5 separate regions of the Homo sapiens genome follow, and regions 1, 2, 4 and 5 are each linked to region 3. Evidence: read pairs that join two places in POLR2A ChIA-PET (ENCODE). Cell type or tissue: CD4-positive, alpha-beta T cell. All regions are shown on one strand. Each heading gives the region's core, and the rest is flanking DNA. Links, peaks and the distances in the headings are about the cores only. Region 1 overlaps ZBTB38 (zinc finger and BTB domain containing 38). Region 2 overlaps LOC124906291 (a long non-coding RNA gene). Region 3 overlaps LOC124909441 (a long non-coding RNA gene). Region 4 overlaps ZBTB38 (zinc finger and BTB domain containing 38). Region 5 overlaps ZBTB38 (zinc finger and BTB domain containing 38).

Region 1 (4,408 bases), core at 190-4,189, 74 kb before region 3:
TTTAAATACGATTTGGTTACCAAGGAAACAGGTTCTGGCCCAGTGTTAAATTTGAAACTAAAATATATTTGAGAAGTTAAGTTCAAAAGAAAGAGCTCATGAAATTATTTTGAAAAGTGCCAGAACCACAGCTATATGGTCTGCAATGAACCATTCTAGGGGCTCGGTTTCATTTAGTGAAGCTCTATTTCTTTTAAGAGGGCCATCTATATTTAATATTTCCCTCTTTAAAAATTGTAACTCCTCATCCCCCCAAATTATATACATAATATAATGTATTCTTGTATATTACCTAAAATTAATTTTGGAAGCATATCAGTTTTTATTTTCATCTTTCATAAACACGTTTAAAGACCGCTTCTTAAAATTTAAATATTTTTAATGTTTCTTATTAAGCTTGTTTACGCTCTTTGAAATCATCTCCAGAAACCCATTTATTTTTAGTTTCAAGCTGAAATGGAGCTGAATCATCACTCTTTTCAAAAAATTCTTTTGTTGTCTAATGGCACCACACCTATCATATATATGATTTTTTTTTAAAAAAAATCTCCCTTTTATGGCAGAATCATTTACTAAGTTTGTAAAAGCTATACATTTATATACTATCTGAATAGCAGAGGCTGTCCAATTAAAAACCCTCCCCCAAAAGATTACAGCTGTCTTATTTAATTTTTGTTTTTTTAAAAGTCATATTCTAATGCATCTAATGTTCTTGCTGCATGGCTCAAAAAAAACTATAAAAACATGCAAATTTCAACCTACCTGTATGCATCACTTAATGCAGTGCTAGCATGACAAGACACTCAGCCATTTTTATGTAAAGCGATGGAGACCAACTGATTTCTCTGTCTTCTTGCTCACAAGTTTTAGATGCAATTGTCACATACACACAAAAATCATACGCAGAACAGCTTGAATGAACTGTGATCACAGAACTGAATTTATCAACAGGAAAACAGGATTGAAAAAAGAAGTTTCTCATCCAAGGTTTTTCTGAGACTGCAACCAAGGAGGTGGTGTGTTGAATTTTTTTCCCCTTCCTCCTCTGAGAGTTCAAAGCTCGGAGCTGACCACTGCAAAGGCCACTGTCACATTTGCTGAAAATCAAACCACTGATACCAGCATTGAAAATACAAATTTGAGAACCCAAGTTGCTTGCACATGATGGAGTGCATAAGAGTTAAAAATAGAATCCACCTTGCCTCCTACCTGCATAATAAACATGTAAGTTTCAAGTGTTTAATTTGATATTCACATTAATTAACAATACAACATACATTATTTAAAAGACAGCAAATGCACGAAGAAAGGAGAGACACCATCTGGTAGCAGAGTTTTGTTGTTGTTGTTTTTGTTTTTAGGGTTTGTGGGGGGTTTTGGTTTTGTTAAAAAAAAAAAGGTAAAATCATATTTTGAATGTGATGAAAAACAAACATCCAGAAGCAAATGAATTGGAAATGAAAGGTGATGTTGAAATATCTAAGGCTGTAATGAGGCAAAAACAAGTCTTCGCTACCAGATGATATGGCATACAGAGCATTTACATACTCACATCTGAAATACTAGGCAACGTGTAATGAATTCTAGACACAGCATGCACACACAGCACAAGCACGGCTAATCCTGCCTGCCATCTTAGGCTCGCAGAAGCAAGATACGCACTGCATGCAGCACACGAGCACTGGGGAAGGAGGAGGCAAGGGACAGCTCACCTTAAATGCAGTATCTGATTAATGTTGTAAGTGACATTGCATATCAGCCTCAGAGTCTTGGTTCAACTGGGTAGGAGGGAACAAAGAAAAATGTCATCAACTGGTGATGCAAGATGAGCCCAATCACTAAACACTGTTTAGTAAACTCCAAATTCTGCAACCAGACAGAAGGCATTTCATACACTTAAGCAGAGCTGCTCCACAATGAATGTGTCCTTCTGCTTCTGAGAATCAAACAATCCTTTTGCTAAGGAAGAAAATAAGCTGGAAAGAACACTCTCATATTCTCTTCCTGAAGAAAGCTTTCAATACAGTATGTATCTGGTCCGGGATGCATTTTATAGATGTTAATTTTATAGAATTGCTAAGAAAAAACCAAAACTGTTAAGCTCTTGCAAAGTAAAAAATAATTTTGATAAAGGGTATAGCATTTCTAGATTATTTTTCAAAATCCTAAATGGTGCCGGCAGGCTTGTAGAAAAATGCATGATCAGCTGTCTGTATCCGTGCTATAACCTTTAACCACAAGCAGTGTAAATGTATCCTGCTAAATGTATCTGCAGTACAGAGCGGCAGATACCGCCTCAGAATTTTATTAAAATGTGAATGGATTTTTTAAAACTTGGAAGCAGAATAAAATCAGAACAGAAAAATAAATTGATGCTGAATTCCTCTGGCTGTATAGCTGACCATCATGAACGATTAAAGCTATCCTTAGGATACTGACCTAAATAATACTAAGACTTACAGCAGCATACTGTATGCGTTCAGAACACAGAAAATGCAAAATGATTTATCTTCTCCCTCCCCCTCCAAAAGCTAAATTTTAAAGTAACAAGCCATTAATAGGAATACCAAAAGGCTATAGATAGTACATACTGTAAGAGAAGAAATCGTGTTGTGCTGAGATGCAATGTTTCTTTGTTTTACTTTGAGGCTTATTTTAGCTATGCTTGCATGATGACATTGACATCAGGAGGTCAGTGCTGACACTGGGTTGATATCCGTTTTATGAGTGAAATGTTTTCCGAAAATTAAATCTCATCTACTCAAACACCAAATTTCATGTCATCTTCAAAACCACCTCCCTACCCCCACTGCTCAAGATTGATGGGATCTAGTTTGGTGGTATGTAATAAATTGGAATCACCTTCTGCAGATAGTTCAATATGTAATGGTGAGGAATTAATTTTTTAAATAAAAAACATTCAAGAATTCTTATGCACCCCCTTTCATTCCTTCCTATCAACACACGCGCACACACACACACACACACACACACACACACTCAAAGCTCGAATTGCAATGAAATGTTTAACATGTGGAACAAAAACTGTTGAAAGAGCTGCTTATTCAGGATTTTTAAGAAATGCCTAATAAGCAAATACGGTTTTGCTGCAAAACCAGTGTCACCAGGTCCCCAAAGAGGAAAACAGCATAGCTTGCTAGCAAAATTTCCTCCAGATCCTGCCGGCAGGTAAAAAAACAAAAAAGCATTTTATTTGCCATGCTGTATAAAACAAGAAGTCTTTTATTTTTAAGGAAATAGAACAGATTCTTTTCCACTCTATAGCTACAAAGAAACCATACCCACCCCCACCCTTAGATCCTGGACATAAGCCAACATTTTTATAAAATGCTGAGACTGATTTTGAATATATAATATTTATAGTTTTCTTCTTCTTATCTCTCCAAAAGTCTTTAATTGCCTATTGCATCACTGAATATGCTGTTGTTAATTTTAACGCTTGCAAAAATGAATTAATATTTTCTGGGGTTGCTAGTTTTCCAGCACCTCAATCTTCTGTAAGGACTGGCTGAAAATAATCAGGTTAGCAACACATTGAAGCTCCCCAGAATTTTTTTAAAAGAGAAAATATGTTCAAACACCTTAGCTGAGGTACTAGGTTTCACAACTGGATCTTTTGTTTCTAGCTCTCATGCTATCTCCTGCCCCAGAGCATAAGTGATTTTTAGCTTAGTGTATGGAATGTACCCTGCCCTCCTATATCCTATACACTTTAAAGTCTCTGAGTTGAGTTGTCCAGATGGTGGGTCATACCTGAACCATAGCAAGAGTCCTCTTCTCTTTGGAGTACATCTCTCTCCCACAACTACTCCAGAAATAAATGTGGCTCTAACGAAAACAGTAGCTCCTGGTCTCACACCAATGGTGGAACCATCTTCCCCACCCCCACATCATTGCTCTATGAGCTCTGGTTAGCATTGACAGCGTCAGAAAATTAGAATGGAGTGTCCTTAGGCCAATTCCTCCTTTACCATGGGGGTCGAGAATTAGAGAGATGATCACGCTGAGTTATAAGGCACCAATTCAATATACGGTCATCTGTGAAGCAGAGTCCTTAGAGTGGGGTGGGAGGAGGTTGACGCAAACACCTAGGCATTGAATGCTCTTCATGTCTGTTGAGATATTCCCCATCAATGACGTTTGAAAGCTAGACATTCATTTAAAAATACTCGCAAATTATTATCATGTAGGCTAAATATACATGTTATGGAATCAACTCTGACCACATAGAACTAAGTCATCTGCCTCCTCTGTCGGGAATAATAAATGACAGTGACAACAACAGTAATCCATATTAGGCTCCCAGGAGATGAGTAAATAGTGTTCTATTCCCTTTACAGGGAAGGGTGGTGAATGTGGTCAGGTCCCCTACTGGTACTTGTAAGCC
Region 2 (4,408 bases), core at 316-4,315, 140 kb before region 3:
TTCACCCCCCAACATAATAACAGCCTTGTTTAGGCAGTCCTTGACATTTCCTAGTATTTTTAGAATTTCTTCCTTTTCACCGATCCCTGATGGATGACTCTAGGACTCTCCAGTTCTGCTATGAATAATGCTGTGCTCTTCACACTCTGACTCTGCTGTGAGAGTCCGTGCTGCGCTATTGAGCTCCAATCCCTTTTGCCTCTCCTAGCAGGCTCTGGAACACAACTGCCTGGGATGAACTCTGTTTATTCACATACCAGCTGTATGGCCTTTGGTAAGTAATTTAACTTCTCTGTGCTTGGTTTTCTCATTGGGAATGACCCGTCGTTGTAGCTTACCTCTGAAGATGGCTGCCATCAATTCCTTCCCTCCCTGTAAGTGTCTGTGACTCCCCCACTGAGGACTGGAGTCTACACCTTCAACCCCTTGAAACTGGGTGGGCTGTGGCTGCTTTAATGCCAGCCTGGTCATGCCTTTAGATGACTCCAGCCTCATCACCATCTAACTGCAACTGCGTGAGAGGCTCTGCCCAGCTGATCCCAGTCAAACCACAGAACCATGTGAAATAATAATAAATGGTTGTTTTAAGCCACTGTTTTGTGACACCGTGCAGCAAAAAGATAACCAAACTAAACATTGTTGGCAATGATAATAGTGTTTCCCTCATGGGGTGATATGAGGACTAAATGAGTTAATCTTCATTAGATGCTTAGAATAGCGCCTGGCAGTACTAGTTGCCATACAGAATATGTCGAATAAAAAAAGGAATGACCTAGGTCTCTGAAAGTATTAGAGTCTCAGGCCAATAAACACTCATTTTCAGGAAAGGACAGTATTTTTTATTGTTTTAGCTCTAGGTTCTTCCAAAAAATACCTTAGTCAATGTGGAATAAGTAGGTGGGGATGAAAACAGTGTCTTGGAGACCAAAAGGCTCAGAGTTGGTCCTGTCTGGCCTGGGCAAGCCCCTTAACCCCCTGGTCAGGGGTTTGTGACCAGCCTGGCCAACATGGTGAAACCCATCTCTACTAAAAATACAAAAATTCCCCGGGCATGGTAGCACGTGCCTGTAATCCCAGCTACTCCGGAGGCTGAGGCAGGAGAATCACTTGAACCCGGGAGGCGGAGGTTGCAGTGAGCCAAGATCGCACCATTGCACTCCAGCCTGGGCAACAGAGCGAGATTCCATCTCAAAAAAAAAAAAAAAAAAAAAATCTACCAAATAGCTTAGCCTAGTCTACCTTAAATGTGGGTCAAATGCTTACTTTAGCCTGCAGTTGGGCAAACTCATCCAATGCAATGCTTATTTTATGATAAAGTGTAGAATAGCTCATGAAATTTATTGAATACTGTACTGAGTAAAAAATGGAATGCTTGTATGGGTACTCAAAATATGGTTTCTACAGAATGTGTATTGCTTTTGCATAATCATGAAGTCAAAAAGTTGTAAGTGGAAACCTCAGAAGTCAGGGGTCATTTGTGTTGGTGTTTTCTGGATTCTTCCTTCTCTATACAAGCTTCATGGACGGGACACCTTGCACTCCTAGCTTCAACAATTCTAAAACCCAAAGACTATCCTTGATCCATCCCTAGCCCTCACTTCCCATATATCATCAAACATCACGTCCTGCTGATTCTCTCCCTTAAGTATCTCCCAAATCCTCCCCTTTCTCTCTATCTTCACTGCAATCACATCATCAGTTAAACTAAACTAAATTTGGCCTAAGGATGCCTTCATACTCAAGTCCAAAATGAACTGCAACCTTACTTAGTTGCATAAACTAACTAAATGCCTAAACTAACAGCTGAGTCTCAGTTCAGCAGCTGAGCTTCAGTCAATCTCAGACAGCTGACTGATTGACATAAGGCAAAACAGTGAGCTGTAGCCCATGAAGCTGCCTCTGTACCTTACTTCTTCCATTTTCTTCTTATAAATGCTGCCTGACTACGTTGTAGGCTGGAGTTCTTAAAACCTATTCTGGTTCTTAGGGGTCCCCAATTCACAAATGGTTCTTTGCTCAATTAAACTCTGTTACATTTAACTTGTTTAAGGTTTTTCCAGTTAACAAATCCAAGCCACTATAATCTCTAGCCTGCACAACTGCAGTAGCTTCCTAACTGCTCTACTTCTGGCCGCTACTGTCTTCCAAGCCATTGTCTACATTTCAGCCACAGTGACTTTTTTGTAATACAAAACTGATTAAATATACCTCTTCTTGTCCCAACCTGCTTTAAATAATTCAATGGCTTTCTGATGCTCTTAAGATCTTCTGGATCTTAAGAATAAGATCCAAATTCTTGGCATGACCTTGAAGGTTCTGCATGGTATGGCTCCTGTCCTCTAGTCTGATTTTAAATCAATTTCTCTGTACTCTGGCCACCACTGGCCTCCAAAGAACTGTGTTCCCTCCACAGGCTGCCCTTGATATCTGTTAGTCCCTCAACCTAGAAACTCTCTCTCCTTTCAACTCTTATTTATCTTTCAGACCTCAGCTCAAAAGTTACTTCCTCAGGTCTAGGTCTGAAAACAAAAAGTTACTTCCTCAAAGACAGCCTCCCTTGAACCTCCCAACTAGGTTACATTCCTCCATTAGATGTCCTCAGAGCACCATGCAGCCCTTCTGCATAGCATTTAGTATGGTTGTAAATAATCAGCTTTTTAGCCTTTTGTGTTCCCCACTATGTCACAGGCTCCAGGGACTATTTGTTTTGGCCATTCTTGTGCTGTACTCCCACCTCAAATATATTTTGAATGAATAAAATACAACTTTCAAATCCTTACCTCAAGTCAGTCTCCTCTTCTGAACTTCCAACCCAGGTATCTAGTTTGTTGGCAACACCATCCTTCTAATTGTTCAGGCCCAAACCTTGGTGTCATTTTTGATCCCTCTCTTTTTCAACCCCTGGTATCTACACCATTAGCAAATCTATCAGATCTGTCTTCAAAATACATCCAATATCTAAGCCACACAGAGTGTACCTCCTAATGGAAGAACATAACCCAACCTAAGAAGTTGCCTTGTTTCTTCCTAGACTGTGAACACCGAATTTCTTCGGAATGAAATTGCGAAGGGAAAAAATAGAAAATCTATAGATTATAAGACAGGTATATCAACTAATTGTAGTATGGGACTTTAGTTGGATTCTGATTCCAATTGTAAAAAATATATATATAATGATGAGACAACCAGAAATTTTAACGAATGGAACTTGATATTAAGGAAATGTTAATTTTTAAGGAATGGTAATGATATGGTTATATTAAAAATGTTGTTTACCTTTTTAGAGATGTATACTGACATATTTACAGATGAAATGGTATGATGTCTATGATCTGCTTCAAAATAATACAGTGGAGAAGGAAAGTAGGTGAGGGTATTGATGAAACAACATTGGCTGTGAATTGTTGATTGTTGAATGATGGGTACACTGGGTTTCACCAAACTATTCTACTTCTGCATAGGCTTGAAAATTTCCACATTACAAAATTAAAAATCTATCTCCAGAATGTGACCCATTTCTTACCATCCCCACTACTCCCACCCTCTTCCAAGCCACTGTCATCTCCCGCCTGTGCTGCCACAGTCTCCTATCTCATCTCCCTGCCTCCACCCTTGCCCCGGGCTGTGGTCTATTCAGTACACGCAGTAAGAGTGATCCTTGTAATCATATCAGATCCTTCCACTCTCTGCTGAAGTCCTCCAAAGGCTTCTCATCTTGCTTGGATATTGTGTTAACTCTCTCTGAGTTCATCTCTTACTACCCAGCCCCCTTCTTTGCTTGCCCACTGCCTTATGCTGTCAGGATAGAGGTCCAACTCTGGCAAAGCCAAGGCCCTGATGATGTGTCCCATGTGCCTCTCCAGGTTCATCATCCCAAACGCCAGACTTTTGGAACAACCTACATTCCCCGGTGGCTCCTTTGTTTTAGTTGCTCCTCTCTGGACCCGACGCCTCTGGTGAAGCCCAGCTCCACCAGCCCCCGCTCAGTATCACTTCTCTCTGCTTTGGTTCTAGGCCTCTTAAGAGCTCAGAGTTTTGTTTTATAATCATCTATTGTCTCATCAATCTCCTTCACCAGACTTAAGTTCCTCAAAGGCACAAGCTACCTCACATCTCTGTAGTCCTAGTTCAGCAGTAAAAATTAAGTATATTTTGAATGAATTAATTACAATTTTACATAAGTTAGCATTATTATTTTTTTTTGAGATGGAGTCTTGCTCTGTTGTGCAGGCCAGAGTGCAGAGGCACGATCTCAGCTCACTACACCTCCGCCTCCCAGGTTCAAGTGATTCTCCTGCTTCAGCCTCCCCAGTAGCTGGGATTATAGGCACCCACCACTATGCCCAGCTAAAGTTTTGTATTTTTAGTAGAGACGGGGTTTCACCATGTTGGCCAGCCCATTCCTGAA
Region 3 (4,408 bases), core at 163-4,162:
ATGTATCCTGGAACTTAAAGTAAAATAAATAAATAAATAAAAGTTTGCAAAAATACAATGAAAATAAAAGAGGTGTTTTCCAGAAAAAAAGGTCTAGTTCAGCTACGAACTCAAGCACAGAACTGCTTTTCCTCAGGACATAATACCTTGGTGTGCAGCAGACTTGCTTTATGCGCACTTCCCATTTGTCACACAAAATATTTAAACGTCATGTAATCAAGGCTCAAAATGGAGTAAAATGAATACTCTTTACAGCTTCATTAAGGACATTAAGTGGAACTGGCTTTCCCATCCCCTTCCCCTACAAGTATACTGGTGAAAAATACAGTAACTGCCAATATAGTTTGGTGCCACTGCCTTGAATCACACCAAGGTTCCAGCAGTTTTACCTATGATTTTAAACGTAAATGTCACTACAGTGAAAAATGCAAATAAAACTTAGTATTATTGTGAAAACAGTTTTGACCTTGCAGATTCCCTAAAAGGATCTCAGGGATCTCCAAAGGTCTACCCAGGTAGGAAATGTGGTAACATGGAGCAACATGGGAGAAGGGACAGGCACCTCTGGGAAGCCTGTACTTCATGAAACTGTCTGTCAGAAGACACTCAGTTACCAGTGGTTGTAGCTCCCTAGGAGCGGTTGTGATGCAGGACAGGAGAGCCACAAAATGTGGCTTTTTCCTTGGCTTTGCCCAGTAAAGAATTCAAGGGCTAGCTGGTGGCAGGGTAGCCGAAAACAGCTTGATTGAAGTGGCAGTGTTACAGCTCCATGACTGATCCTGCAGAGCAGGACTACCCCATAGGCAGAGAGTAGCTGCTCAGGGCAGTTCTATGGTCATATTTATACCTATTTTTAATTGCATGCAGATTAAGTGTTGGTTTATGCAGAATTTTCTAGGAAAAGGGGAGTAACTTCTGCGTCATCGGGTCATTGCCATGGAAAGAGGCGGGAACTCCCGGGTGTAGCCATGGTTACGGTAAACTGACATGGCACACTGGTGGACATGTCTTATGGAAAGTTGTTTCTGCCTCATCCTTGTTTTAGTTCATCCAGTTACGTCTATTTCTCGACAGGTCCTCTAAGTGGCTCTAAAGGGGAAAGGTGAAAATATGCCATGGGGCCCATTGCTAGGGTCTGAGGGATAAGGCTGGGAGTGGAGGAAGTGAGGAAGAAGGCCGGCCACCTACAGAACTCAGGCATTTGAGAAGATAAGCTGGATGAGCCCAGGCCACAGGAAAATTATCTTCTTGGGAACAGAGGTGGCAGATCAGGAGCCACAGATCTCCCCGCCACCCCCCAGCTACTGTCCACGCCTGTCTCCACCGCCTGAAGCCCCTCCTCCGACAGCCACAGCCAGAAGTAGAAGAGCTGTGGAACTCACATGTAGGGCTCTGTGGGTTTGGCTCTTAGAGTCAAGATGGTCACCGCCTCCAAGCGGCAGATAAGCAATGCAGGACTGGAGATAAGGGCGAGGGACAGACCATCTAGCCACCAGCCTCTACCCCCTAGAGACACCAAGAGGTGGGCAGAGAGCAAGTACTGGCCACAGGCAAAGCCAGAGCAGGCAGAGGGAGTGTATAGAACACCCTTGACATAAGTAACTCCATCTTAGCAAAAGACTCCACTTTACGTTTCAAAAGGCATCATGCCAACAGAGTCCCGATGTTCGCCTAACCAAAAAAGAGTGTATCCAACCAAATACGGGCATAAACAGGCACACTCCTTCACTATCAGTCGTCACCAGAAGACCCCCGTGGCCATAAAAAGAGCAGGACTTCTCTAGCTCTAAATGGCCGTCTTAACAGACCCTATCTTGCTGTCGCCCATGATAAACACCCGGCATCTGCTGCCTAAGGCTTTGCCCACATCAAAGACTCTTCCTTGCAAGACATTGAGGCCAGGACACCTTGTCTCTCCTGGGACTAGTTTGTTAACCCCTTTTCCTATCTATCTCCTTTGCTCTTGATGTTAAATGTTACCCTGCTTGATGTGGAATATTTAATCTACAACATTTAACATGTTGACTAAGTAGACTATTTTGTATGCTTTGCAATACTGACTTGGTGTAGTGGCTGAAGCCTGTGTGCCTATGGCTCTGACTACGGAGTGAGCGAGTGAGCGGGTAGTGTTAGGGGAATTGCCTCCTTGGGAACTCCATGTAGCTCCTGGCTTTTATGACTGGAATAGCATCAGTAAAAGTCTCACCTGGCGGAAAGACACAAACGTGGTGGACCTGGTTCTGTCTGACCCTCCTTGCTCGACTCAACGACAGAGAATGAGCTGGGAATAAGGGCAATGCACAGCCAACAGCGGAAGGGCTGTGGCCAGGCCCCTTCCTTCCTAAGTCCGGGTTTCTCTGGCTCACGAACGACCCCTGGAGGTAGACACCCGGCGACACCGCCCACCGGTCTATCCCTTCAGAAACCCTGTTCCCTGCCCGGTTGGCCCGCCTTCCGCTTTCGAAAGCAGAGGCAGTTCCGGGGTGGGAACCGCGCGGAGCTTTCTGGGAAATGTAGTCCTTGTCAAGAGGCTTCTGGGAGTCGTAGTCCCTACCTGTTCTTCCGGCGCACGGCCTTTCCGTTTTCCTGTTGCGGGTTCTATCGCTCTGCGGCGTGGGAAAGAGGCGTGCGCGTCCTTGCGTGGTCCTGCTTCGACCTGTGGTCTCTCTGGCTTCTGGTCGGGTGGGGAAGGTTTATGGGGTGGAACGTGAGAGACAGGCTTGGGCACTTTTGCGTCTGGCAGTTAGGCAGCAGGTGGTAGTTTCCATGATGGGGACGCAGGGGCAGCGCCAAAGGGCCCCAGAGAACGAGGCATCCAAGGGGGAAGGGGTGTGGGATACGAGCCGACTGAGGGGAGACGCGCCCAAAGCCGGGGACCTCACTACCCCAGAGTCGACCTTGAAAGAGCCCTCGAGTCAGACTGAGGAGATGGGCAGTATCCTCCGACAATGGAAAGCCGTTGTTCGCTTCAGGGGAGACGCGCTGTGACCCAAAAGTCATTTTACCGTCATCACTATTGCTGCAGTTCATTCAGAAGGGTTTTGGGGGAGGCCATTGAAGGCTGAGCAGCAGCCCAGGGAGAGTTGATGGGGGCTGATGGTGGGAGTGGCAGCATGGATTCAGTGGATGATGAGGGATCAGGGAGTGGGGCGAGTTGAGGATTCCCAGTTTTCTGGTGTGGGCTGTAGGCCTGTCTGCAGATACTCTCACCTAGTGGAATTCTTTTCCGTAACCTGTCTTAACTTAATGAGAGGCTTGATGGGTAAATGGTTAAAGATGCACGTGCACATCCCTTCACCAAACCATTCAGATGCTCACACTAAACCCAAAGGCCACTCGTTCACTTATGCACACAGCTCAGTTATACCTACCCTTGTGAACACACCGGTATGTAGTACACACAGCCACATAACAATTCATGATCACATACTCCTGGCATCAAACAAAGGGTAAATATATCCATCTCAGTTTAAACGGCCTCTGCTATCTTGGGCGAAGTGTGACCTCCACACAAGAAGGACCCAGGTTGACTTCCTCAGTCCTCTCTGGAAACTTCAAACAGCTCAGCCTTTATCCTTTCTCTTGGCTACATCCACCTCCTCTAAGGTCCTCTGACTCTTCCTAGTCATCTTCTGCCACTCTGGCTTGATGGGAGGGAGATAGAAATGGGCTTGAATTCAGACAAGGGCTTTGCTTATCTGAAATGTGTTTGCTGAGGTTCTTATTCCCAGAGCAGTAGCTCTGAACATAATATTTCGTGTGTGCTGAATTCTGTTGAGAATCCAAAGAAAGTTGTGAACCCTCTTCCTGGATAAACACACATCTTTACATCCACACTGTTTTGAAAGCAAAATTGAAACCCATATGTCGGGCCCTGGTTAAGAACCTCACCAGAAGATCAGAACATCAGTTTCCTGATTGCCCTCTGTCTTAGCTCATTCAGGCTGCTCTAACAAAATACCTTAGACTAGGTAATTTATAAGTAACAGAAATATATTGTTTACAGTTTTGGAGGCAAGGAAGTCCAAGATCAAGGACTGGACTGGTGAAGGCTTACTCTCTGCTTCAAAGATGATGCTTGGGGCTGGGCGCGGTGGCTCACGCCTGTAATCCCAGCACTTTGGGAGGCCAAGGCAGACGGATCACGAGGTCAGGAGATCGAGACCATCCTGGCTAGCACGGTGAAACCCTGTCTCTACTAAAAATAAAAAAAAAAATTGGCCGGGCATGGTGGCAGGTGCCTGTGGTCCCAGCTACTTGGGAGGCTGAGGCAGAAGAATGGCATGAACCCGGGAGGCAGAGCTTATAGTGAGCCGAGATCAAGCCACTGCACTCCAGCCTGGGCGACAGAGCGAGACTGTCTCAAAAAAAAAAAAAAAGATGGTGCCTTGTAGCTGTGTCCTCACAT
Region 4 (4,408 bases), core at 124-4,123, 90 kb before region 3:
TAAGGAGAGACGCGACTTTAGTTACCTCAGTTAGAACAGACCAGCTTTAACAGAGTGAGATTCCTGTGCTTTGGAAGAAATCACTTGGAAATCCTTGGTTCTGAGTCCTCCATTTCTTCCACATCAAGATCTAAAAAGAAAAAAAAAGTGCAGTGTCCCATGACTAGCTGCTAGGATTTCATCTTTTAGCAACAATAATAACTGCAATTAGCACATATTGAACACATAAGTCAAACACCCACAAAGTGGTTGACATATGTGGTTTCGTGTTGTCTTCATAACAACCTTCAGATGTAGGGAACATTCCCCCATTTTACAGCTATAGAAACGGAGACTCTAATGGACCACGGAACCTGTTCAAGGTCACACAGCTGGTGTATGTGACAATTAGGACTCAAATCCAGATTCAATTGATTCCAAGGCCTGGGCTATTAACCAGTAAGTCAGGGTTTTAAAAACATTTCAGACAGTGACCCACGGTTTTAAAAATTTACATTATATAAACCGAAAACCAAAAGTCTCATAAAACAATGCTTACCCTTACTATGTGCAATGCACGTTATTTTTTCTATTCTTCTCTGTATTGTACTATATATTCTATATCTTTAAGAAGATTTCCAGTAGCAACCCGCTAAACTGATCCCACAATCTTAGAATGGGTCCCCCACTCTTGAAAAACGCTACACTTAGATATAGCGACTCACTAGCTGCTTCTCTGAAACCAGGACAAAACTCTTCCACATTTTGTAACCATGAGAATCTGACCAAGTAGTTGAGCTTCACAGAAGAAAAGTCTTTAACCTTTAAAATATGTATAAGGCACCATAACACATATCACCTATAATCGATCCTTAGAAGGGATACTCAATTAGGGCCAACGTCCAGAATGGAATTAGGCACTTACCTACCGCAGTGCAGGAGTTATAAAGTGGAACCGCGGACAGACTAAAATCTCAGGTGATTTATGATGTACCCTATAAAAAAAGTGGCTAACGGCGGGCGGTTGTGTTGTATGTTGTACCAACAGAGCAGACCTTACTACTGCAGAAGTAGGCGGCTGAGACTGCAAACCCCTGGGGGCAGGTCCCTGCCTTTGCACGTCCCTTTCAATTCCAGGGGCTTGGTGTTGCATCAAGGAAATCATCAAGTTCCCATAGGGTCAGGACTAGGGTCCGATTCCCAATCCAGGAGACGGGAGGTGTGACTGTCAAAGCAGTGCCCGAGCCCGCTGGACTCGAGCCCACCACGTCCCCAGCCCCGGGAGCGCATTCCTCCTCGGCCCCCGCCCTCTAGCACAGCCGCGCAGTTGGGCCACGGGATGCGGCGCAACCTGCCCGCACTCTCCAGCCGAACCCACCCCGCCCCGCCCCGCTCCGGGCGCGGGCCCCGGAGTCCGGGCACCTGCGGGCGCTTCCTCCCCGCGGGCAGCTCGGTTCTGCTGCGTTTGCAGAGCTCAACCCTTGCGAGGGTTTCCCCAGCCCGGCTTCCCGGCTCCCTCCAGAAGCGAGGAGCGATCGGGCTGGCGGCGCCACGGGCGCCGCGCCCGCAGGCCGCGCCTCGCCCCGCCCCGCCCCCGGCCCCGCGAAGACCCTGCGAGGGGCACTTACGGGGCTCGGCTCCTTCGCCGCCGGCGCGTTTCCCCGGGGGTCCATGGTGCTTCCGGACCCGTGAGTCCGGCCGCAGCGCTGCACAGCACCGCCCAGAAAATGGACGCCGGCGGCTCGGCTCTGCCGGCCCGGCCCGCCCCCGGCGCGGGGCAGAGGACGCAGCCCGTCCGGGAGGAGGTCGGCCCGACCCGCAGCCCCGCGGGCCCGGGGCTGGGGTAACTGCGGCGCCAAGGACCAGGCCTCAGGAGGGCGGCGGCGGGACCCGTGAGGGCCCCGTAAGGCCCCATGCCCGACCCAGTGGCCAGCCGGGGCCCCCCACCAAGGAGGCAGCGGCCTCAGCCTCCTCAGGGAGGACACAATTCAGAACCTGCCGAAGGACAACGCAGTTAGGACTCTGGGCCACAGAGCCTGGTGACTGTCAGAACAAGGCCTCGGGCCGCAGAAGGGTCCGTGGGCTCCTGTTCGAGACTATGCACACTGGATTCGCAGAAAGTCGCTGTTTCAATTGCATCAAATTCTCAGGAATAAGGAGTCACCTGTGTTTTTTCCATGGCCGTCAAGAGAGGCCTAGATAGATTTTTCCCAACGTGGCACAGAAACTATTTCACGCAAAAGACCCAGTCCTCTTCTTTAAATGAAGGGCCCTGGCCGCTGGCATCTTTCTTCCAAGATCCAGGGGCTGCTCATTGAAAAAGTATTCAGAGAGGGCCTGCCACAAGCTGGCCATGTGGAGCTAATGCACGAATAATGGACAGGTGTTTTTTTTTTTAAATCGTCCATGTTCCCTGTGTTTTGACAGTAGAGTCTTATTCTTAAATTTTCTTAAAAAAAAAAAAAATTCAAGGCCACAGCTTAAAAGGATTAAAAAGTCAATTCTTTACGTTTTCAGCCAGGAATCTACAGTACTTGCAATTCTGCATCCCAGTTCCTGACCATGTTTTAAGAATGTGATCACTTGATGAATAGATTCCAATATTAAATATAAAGCCAACAAAACATTTTAAATAATGAGGGAAAAATATATTGACTCCAGGTCAAATTAAATAATCATGTTATTTAAAAATAAAAGGAAGAGTTTTGAAGGCCGACAGTTTGGGCAACATGCATACACATGTATATTAGCATTTCCCAACCTCCTCAAAGCCAAGCACCCTTTATTCTTCCTCCATATGCCATGTGTTCAGAAAGATCTACTCAACTAAACTGCATTTATTAAGTAATGATTCATCTTCCCACTTAAAAAAAACAAAAACAAAAACCTGCAATGTTTTTGTATATGCAATTACCAATCAGAGCTTTCTCAAAACCTGAGCTAACCTGTTGTTAATAGTGGATTCCAACCTAAAAAATTTGTGATCTATTAATAATTGCATGTTTGTATGTTTCCACTGAAACTTTTGGAAACTCTGAAAATTACTCAAAGACCTCCAAGAAAACTGAGGCACATGGATTAGGAACCAGGGTTGGGAAGTGCTAGTATGCAGTATTGCTCTCTGTGTTTCCCTGTGACTGGAAGGTGGGAGGTGGTAGGGCAAGGCAATTCCGCTTTGGATTCAGCCTGCCTGGGTTTAAAGCCCAGCTTTGTTGCTTACAAGGCCACTTTAGGCAAGTTAGCTCAACTCCCGTGCCTTCTTCATCTATAAAATGGGACTAATTTTAATATTAGTGCCTACCTTGTAGGGCTTTTTAAGAACTAAATGAGATAATACATATGAAGCATTTGCAAGAGTACCTGGTATTATGTAAGCACGCTATGATTGCAGGCTGTTGTGGCTGCTGTTAGTACTGGAAGTTAAGTATTCAGAGTTCTAAGTTCCTACCATCCAAACAGTGAGAATCATAGCTACTGTGTGTAAAACAACCTTTACACCCTAGAAATTTTCCATGGGTAATCTGCCAGGGTCACATGGTGAGTGACATAAAGGGATTGAAACACAGGTCTGAATCCATATCCACTTTTTTGTATTGTTAACATGTTCCAGGTGGTACCTTGACCAGACTCTGTCAACAGCTTGTTAAGGGTAAAACCGGCTCTGGGTTTCCTAAGAGGCTTAGCAAGTGAATGGGTCTTTACATCCACTTGGGAATTCACAAACAGTGGCATTTCTTTCTTATTAGAGCCAAATGTTTCTCCAGAAGTGGCTAGATTTCCCCAAATTGTTATTAATAACTAAAATATCACAGCAACAGTTTTAAACAACACAGTCTAAAAATTACATAATCAACCCGTTCTTCAAAATTTTCCATCCTTCCTCATAACCAGTCACAGATTCTCTCTCTTAATCATTCTTCTGAGTATGGGGAACTATCTGGAAATTTCCAGGAAGGGCCCAAGTTGTCATAATTATTTTCTTTTCTGTAAAAGTTTATCATTTTCAAGACCACTAAACATGATGTGTTTCCTCTATCTTTATAATACTTCTCATTTCAATACATTTGCAAAAAAAAAAAAAAAAAAAAAAGCAAGACTTTCAAGATTATCTCCTCTCTTAAATTCTTAAATTTCCACCAGTTCTTCACTATTCCCACAATATGCTTCCTTATCCTTTTCCAGGGGCCTTTTCTAGAAGGCTTTCCTACCTCATTCATTTAATCTCCACACAGGTTTCTGTTATCCTACAACTGCCTGCTTGCACCTTCTGACTAGGACTCTTGGCCAGTTTAACACTTACTAACGTCTTCTCTTTAAGGTTTCAATATTATAATATATTAAAAGACTAAAGTATCTTTTTTAAACCTGCTTGCTGTCTTTGTTTCCTACTATTGGTTAGGAATCTGTTAACTCATTCCAACTCTCATAC
Region 5 (4,408 bases), core at 284-4,283, 100 kb before region 3:
AGGCCCCTATCTGTGTGAAAAAGTTTCAAACCTCCAGTTTGCCACAATCTAACCACTTGCTTACCTTCTTATACCAAGCCCACATTTGATGTTCATATTACTTTCCTGTTCCTGTATGTATGTGAGTTTTAGATCTTAGTCTATAAAAACGTAAGTATAAATCACATGTAGGTTTTGTTCTGCCTGTGAAATTTTAATCTCTGTACTGTGAGTCATTGTCCTTCTAAAATTTAAATGATGAGATGTCAGTATTCAAGTTTTCAAAACTCTCAGAGTGCTCCGTCCTAATGAAGAACAGGTGTTGAGAAGCCTTACCACAGAATATATTTGGGTGACATACTATTTCTTAAGGATCCCTTTAGTTTGTCCATTCCTATGGGGAAAATTTCTCTACGTAAATCTTCAGAGACAGAGTGGCAGGTATCAAACTCTTCACTTTGCTCCAGTCAGTCACATTAATGATAAAGTCTGTTCAAGCTTCAAGAAAAAGGGGTACTTAACTCCTAATAAGCATTTCATGAAATCAGATTTTCTATCAGAGGCACTCAGCTCTCCTTTAAAACAAGCATCCCACAAGTCATCATGAGCAGGTGTGTAACGGGGGAAGCAACACTCACTGAGTTTTTATCGGTTCCGGTATCCTGAGCTGACATCATGCTCCTTCCTGGGTTACAGTATGTGGGAGTTGACATCATGCTCCATCACTGTGTCACACAAATACAACAGTTCCAAAAAACAGATCATAGAAATAGGGCCTGGACCATCCAGCTGTCAGGTATTCAAAACAATAGGGTCAACACCATGAAGCATCTCCACCAAGATCACAAGTACCCACAAGGAATCCTCAGAACTGCTCAATGAAAATGGTGGCTAAACCCAGGAAGCAGATTTCAGCTTTAGAGACATCAGGGGGATGTGCAGCTGATTCCTCAGTCTGGGGAGCATTCTGACCGTCTGGGGTGTGAGGACCTCCTGCAGGAAGGTGGCTGAGGCTCTCGGCCGGCTGGGTCTTCCCCACCTCCTCCCCACTGTCAACAGACACCTGGCTCCAGGCGCAAAATACCAGCGTACAGAGATCATCTGTATGGGCCTGGGCCCTCAGATATTTATTTAAGTCCACGTACACACTTTCCCTGCACAAACATTTTCTTCTTCCCCATTTCCCACAATTCCTCCTCCCATGTTTCCAGTTTGAAGCCACTGCTGGCAACACTACGACCTCTGGAGGGAGGCCAGGCCTGGCAGCACAGAGCTCGAAGGCAGCACAGGATTGTGAAAGTCGCCTCTTCATAGGCTCAGGAGACGCAGGCGCTTGGCAGAGCTGTCCGGCAAGCCCACCAGTAGGTCTGAGGTACAAAGAGAGGCACAAAGGCTTTCCTACTATGGAAAAGCGACAAAAACTCTGGCCAGTGTTTCAAATGGATGAACAATGGTTCAGATAAAAAAAAAAAACCGAGTGGAAAAAATTGTGGGAGGGAGAAAGAATATTAAGGGAGCTAAGTTCCAGTGAGCTGTTGCCAATTTCACCCCAAAAGAAAGGTAATAGAAACAGAAGGAAAGTTTCTGGCAGTAGTCAGGTGCCTACATAGTTCCCCTATTCACCTGGTTTAGGGTAGAATTATCTGAGCAGAAGGAGCAATGATGTTGGTAAATAAGTTGTCTACATTAAAAAATAATTAAAACTCCCCAAACAAACTCCAAACCACTGCAGGTAAACACTCGCAATATGTTGTTTAGAAAAATTATGCTTTAAATATACTGATCTAAAAAAAAAAAAATCAAAAGAACAGACTGTTCTGTAGAATAGCTTGAGTTTCTGCCTGTGCTTTCATTTTAGAAAACAAATGCTCGTAGACCTCACAGTGGGAGGAGTTTCACACAGGGATTCAGCTCGCAGAAAATGGCCACCGGCTTTGAGAGACCTTAACACAACAAACAGGGCACCCAAGAGACCTTTTGGGAATACGAGGCACTTGCCTTTCACAAGGGTAATCGTCTAGAGATACACAAAACCATTTTTTTTTCTTCCCGACCAGTAACATAAATCATAGCTTCCAAAGTATTTGTTTACAGAATACCACAGTGACTAATTACCAGAACTTTTCTTATTCTCTCTGAGCAAAGGAACCTCATGGGAGAAAAAAAATATAGGTCATTTTTAATGTAAGGGAGTTGCTAGGATTGGAGGTTAAGACAACTATTTAAACTTCATAAAAGGAAAAACAAAAGACCTCAAAAAGTATTTTCTAAAATAGAGAAAGGTGCAAATCTTCTTATCAGAAACGCATTATAAATAGAAAAGAAACTCTTAAAAGAGATTCTTCAAATGTGACAAAAAGCTCTTGGTTTCCTGAAAATGTCAAAAACAAAAACAAATATTGACAATACTAAATATCCAACAGACAGGGTAAGAACTTCACTTAGAAGCAAATTTCCATTTAGGTAATTTATGGTGCTTCTGTGCAAAAAGTTGCTTTACACTGTGTAGTCGCTGAAGACACTCCAGAATTGCTAGACCTTCACAGGAAAAATTTTAAAGGTCAGGGTTTTTTTTCTTTCCCTAGTTAGCACAGCACTCAGGGGCAGCCAGTTCTCTAACGTCTGAGTAAAACCCTACACAGGGCTTCATTTCAGTGCCACGTCATGGCTTTTGCAGACTATCTTCTTGCCTCCGCTTCCTCAAAGTGGTCCTTCTGTCCCCTCCCATTAAAGCAAAGGTGGAACTTGCATTAATTCAAGGGAAGGGCTGAACACACTACAGAAGGCATGGTTCAGCCACAGGCACCGGTTATGGCTGTAACCACTGTAAATCTCTTCCACGAAAGAGCATCAAAGACCTGCACAGAGACCTTGAGAAACCTTGCTCTTTGGGCTCAAGTCAGGGACTATAAGACCAGACTAAATAGGTTTAAGCAGGGACAGATCAGAATGCTGAGTAGGTTTTTCAAAAAGGAAATCCTCATTTAGGTGTCTAGGAGCCAATCACTGTGCTATTAAAACTAATCGGAAATCTCCATGCTTACATGAAAACGCACAAAAGTATGGGGAGACTGATCTGAATATGTGGGTCTCCCTTGCCTGGCAAGATAATGAATTCATCTTTGTTTGGACTGAATTGGTGGTCTTATTATCTAATTGTCATCAACTCTACAAACAGTCAGTTGTTCTAACACATGAACAGGAAAAATAACATAAATAAAACAGGGCCTAGAAACAATATCCAACTCACAAAGCAGGAAGTGACAGCTCATATCTGTCTCACCTTGCACAAAGCCTGCCTTCACGGGTTGCTGAAATAATCCCAAGATACCCTTCCAGGACTTAAACAGCCACTGGATTTTTCATGAAAATGCATCCTGGTATGAACACTCACAGTAGTGGCCAGAAAAATAGGGGTGCGCAAGCTGGGTCTTCCTCTCTCCCTGCGTAAATGTTTTAATTTCTTTCAATATTAAGTTATAATACAGCTTAGGAATTTTCATTTACATAAGAGAGGAGAAATGCTTTTGTAAGATGGAAAACAGCCTTCTGTCTCTCCCAGGTCAAAAATAAATTTGCTTGACTATCTTAATTGGCAAAAACCCAAGGGCTCCAACTGGACCGGAAGCTTTGCATCACGGTGTCCTACTGCGTGTGTCTGCTGGAAGCCCAGCAGATGTCATGGTCAGCTTGCTCTCATGGGACAATGCCAGTCCTTCTTTAAGCTTTGCTGCTGACTGCCATCTCCTGCTCTTCTGATAACCTGCCTTTTTCTGGCAGACTGGGCCTAGGACAGTGGGTTCTGTTCCCACTTTGCCACTAATGATGTGGCCTTGAGCAAGTCCTAAGACTTCTCTGGACTCTTCTTATCTGGAATGCAAAGAGGTCGGGCTAGTTTATTTCCCAGGTTCCTTGTAAGCATTAAATTTGAAAACCATGATTACCAGCCTGTCCCAATCCTTCTGTAAGAGTCTTCATTCCCTCAAAAGTGGACAATCTCCCACCCTTAAATTCATGCACTTTCCTCAAGTGTAGAGGGTTAAAGGCAGAACCCAAAGTCTGGCTAATATCGGCATATCTATGAGGACAGGAGGGAGCTACTACATTGAGACCCCTGGGAGACCTCAGACTGAGTCCCTGCCCCTGCTTGTCCCAGCACCTCTGCTTTTCTGCTCAAAAGAAAATAAAGTACTACACCTTAGAGCCGGAAGGAAACAGCCACCATTGAGCAAAACCTTCTTTGGTTATAGGTGAGGAAACCAAACAAGCAAAGTCATGCTGGGAACAATTCCTAGGCCTCCCCTCTGGATTCTCACGAATGTCTTTCTTCTCACCCCAACCCAGCCCTGCAGGGGCTCTGGGCAATTTTCCTAGCCCCCTGTAGAGTTCCTCAGGGCCTCAGAGGGTAATCAACAAACATTTACTTAGC

Evidence for each region. ChIA-PET counts read pairs that join two places held together with the same protein. Peaks named below come from ENCODE experiments on the same cell type or tissue, not always from the same donor. Only the 100,000 strongest peaks of a DNase experiment are listed, where the experiment ranks them.
Region 1: POLR2A ChIA-PET joins it to region 3 with 10 read pairs; 10 of 35 experiments call an interaction of 5 or more read pairs at or near these places.
Region 2: POLR2A ChIA-PET joins it to region 3 with 25 read pairs; 26 of 35 experiments call an interaction of 5 or more read pairs at or near these places.
Region 4: POLR2A ChIA-PET joins it to region 3 with 25 read pairs; 16 of 35 experiments call an interaction of 5 or more read pairs at or near these places.
Region 5: POLR2A ChIA-PET joins it to region 3 with 14 read pairs; 19 of 35 experiments call an interaction of 5 or more read pairs at or near these places.

What each region holds. Positions count from the first base shown.
Region 1 is chr3:141,384,242-141,388,649 of GRCh38, reverse strand. It overlaps ZBTB38 (zinc finger and BTB domain containing 38), which reads right to left. Exons shown (of 6, transcript NM_001376113.1): 4 at 1,713-1,778. Among named protein-coding and RNA genes, the nearest start is that of ZBTB38, 18 kb to the right of the region's middle. RefSeq lists an enhancer at 865-1,094. In CD4-positive, alpha-beta T cell, for the core only: no CTCF peak of the experiment used is centred there; a DNase peak (open chromatin) is centred at 1,769; H3K4me3 peaks cover 3,161 bases; H3K27ac peaks cover 387 bases.
Region 2 is chr3:141,450,397-141,454,804 of GRCh38, reverse strand. LOC124906291 (a long non-coding RNA gene) reads left to right here. Exons shown (of 2, transcript XR_007096120.1): 2 at 209-4,408. Among named protein-coding and RNA genes, the nearest start is that of RASA2, 34 kb to the left of the region's middle. RefSeq lists an enhancer at 2,534-2,673 and a silencer at 3,467-3,639. In CD4-positive, alpha-beta T cell, for the core only: CTCF peaks have their summits at 2,405 and 2,606; a DNase peak (open chromatin) is centred at 2,584.
Region 3 is chr3:141,309,903-141,314,310 of GRCh38, reverse strand. It overlaps LOC124909441 (a long non-coding RNA gene), which reads right to left. Exons shown (of 4, transcript XR_007096119.1): 3 at 2,555-2,674. Among named protein-coding and RNA genes, the nearest start is that of ZBTB38, 56 kb to the left of the region's middle. RefSeq lists an enhancer at 2,482-2,671. In CD4-positive, alpha-beta T cell, for the core only: a CTCF peak has its summit at 2,359 (motif pointing left); DNase peaks (open chromatin) are centred at 1,910 and 2,450; H3K4me3 peaks cover 1,764 bases; H3K27ac peaks cover 1,190 bases.
Region 4 is chr3:141,399,649-141,404,056 of GRCh38, reverse strand. It overlaps ZBTB38 (zinc finger and BTB domain containing 38), which reads right to left. Exons shown (of 6, transcript NM_001376113.1): 5 at 26-130. Among named protein-coding and RNA genes, the nearest start is that of ZBTB38, 33 kb to the right of the region's middle. RefSeq lists silencers at 1,312-1,601, 1,682-1,991. In CD4-positive, alpha-beta T cell, for the core only: no CTCF peak of the experiment used is centred there; DNase peaks (open chromatin) are centred at 256, 1,086 and 1,716; H3K4me3 peaks cover 2,307 bases; H3K27ac peaks cover 1,413 bases.
Region 5 is chr3:141,409,849-141,414,256 of GRCh38, reverse strand. All of the region lies in intron 5 of ZBTB38 (zinc finger and BTB domain containing 38), which reads right to left. Among named protein-coding and RNA genes, the nearest start is that of ZBTB38, 44 kb to the right of the region's middle. RefSeq lists an enhancer at 4,361-4,408. In CD4-positive, alpha-beta T cell, for the core only: no CTCF peak of the experiment used is centred there; DNase peaks (open chromatin) are centred at 636, 1,876, 2,716 and 3,256; H3K4me3 peaks cover 1,826 bases; H3K27ac peaks cover 4,000 bases.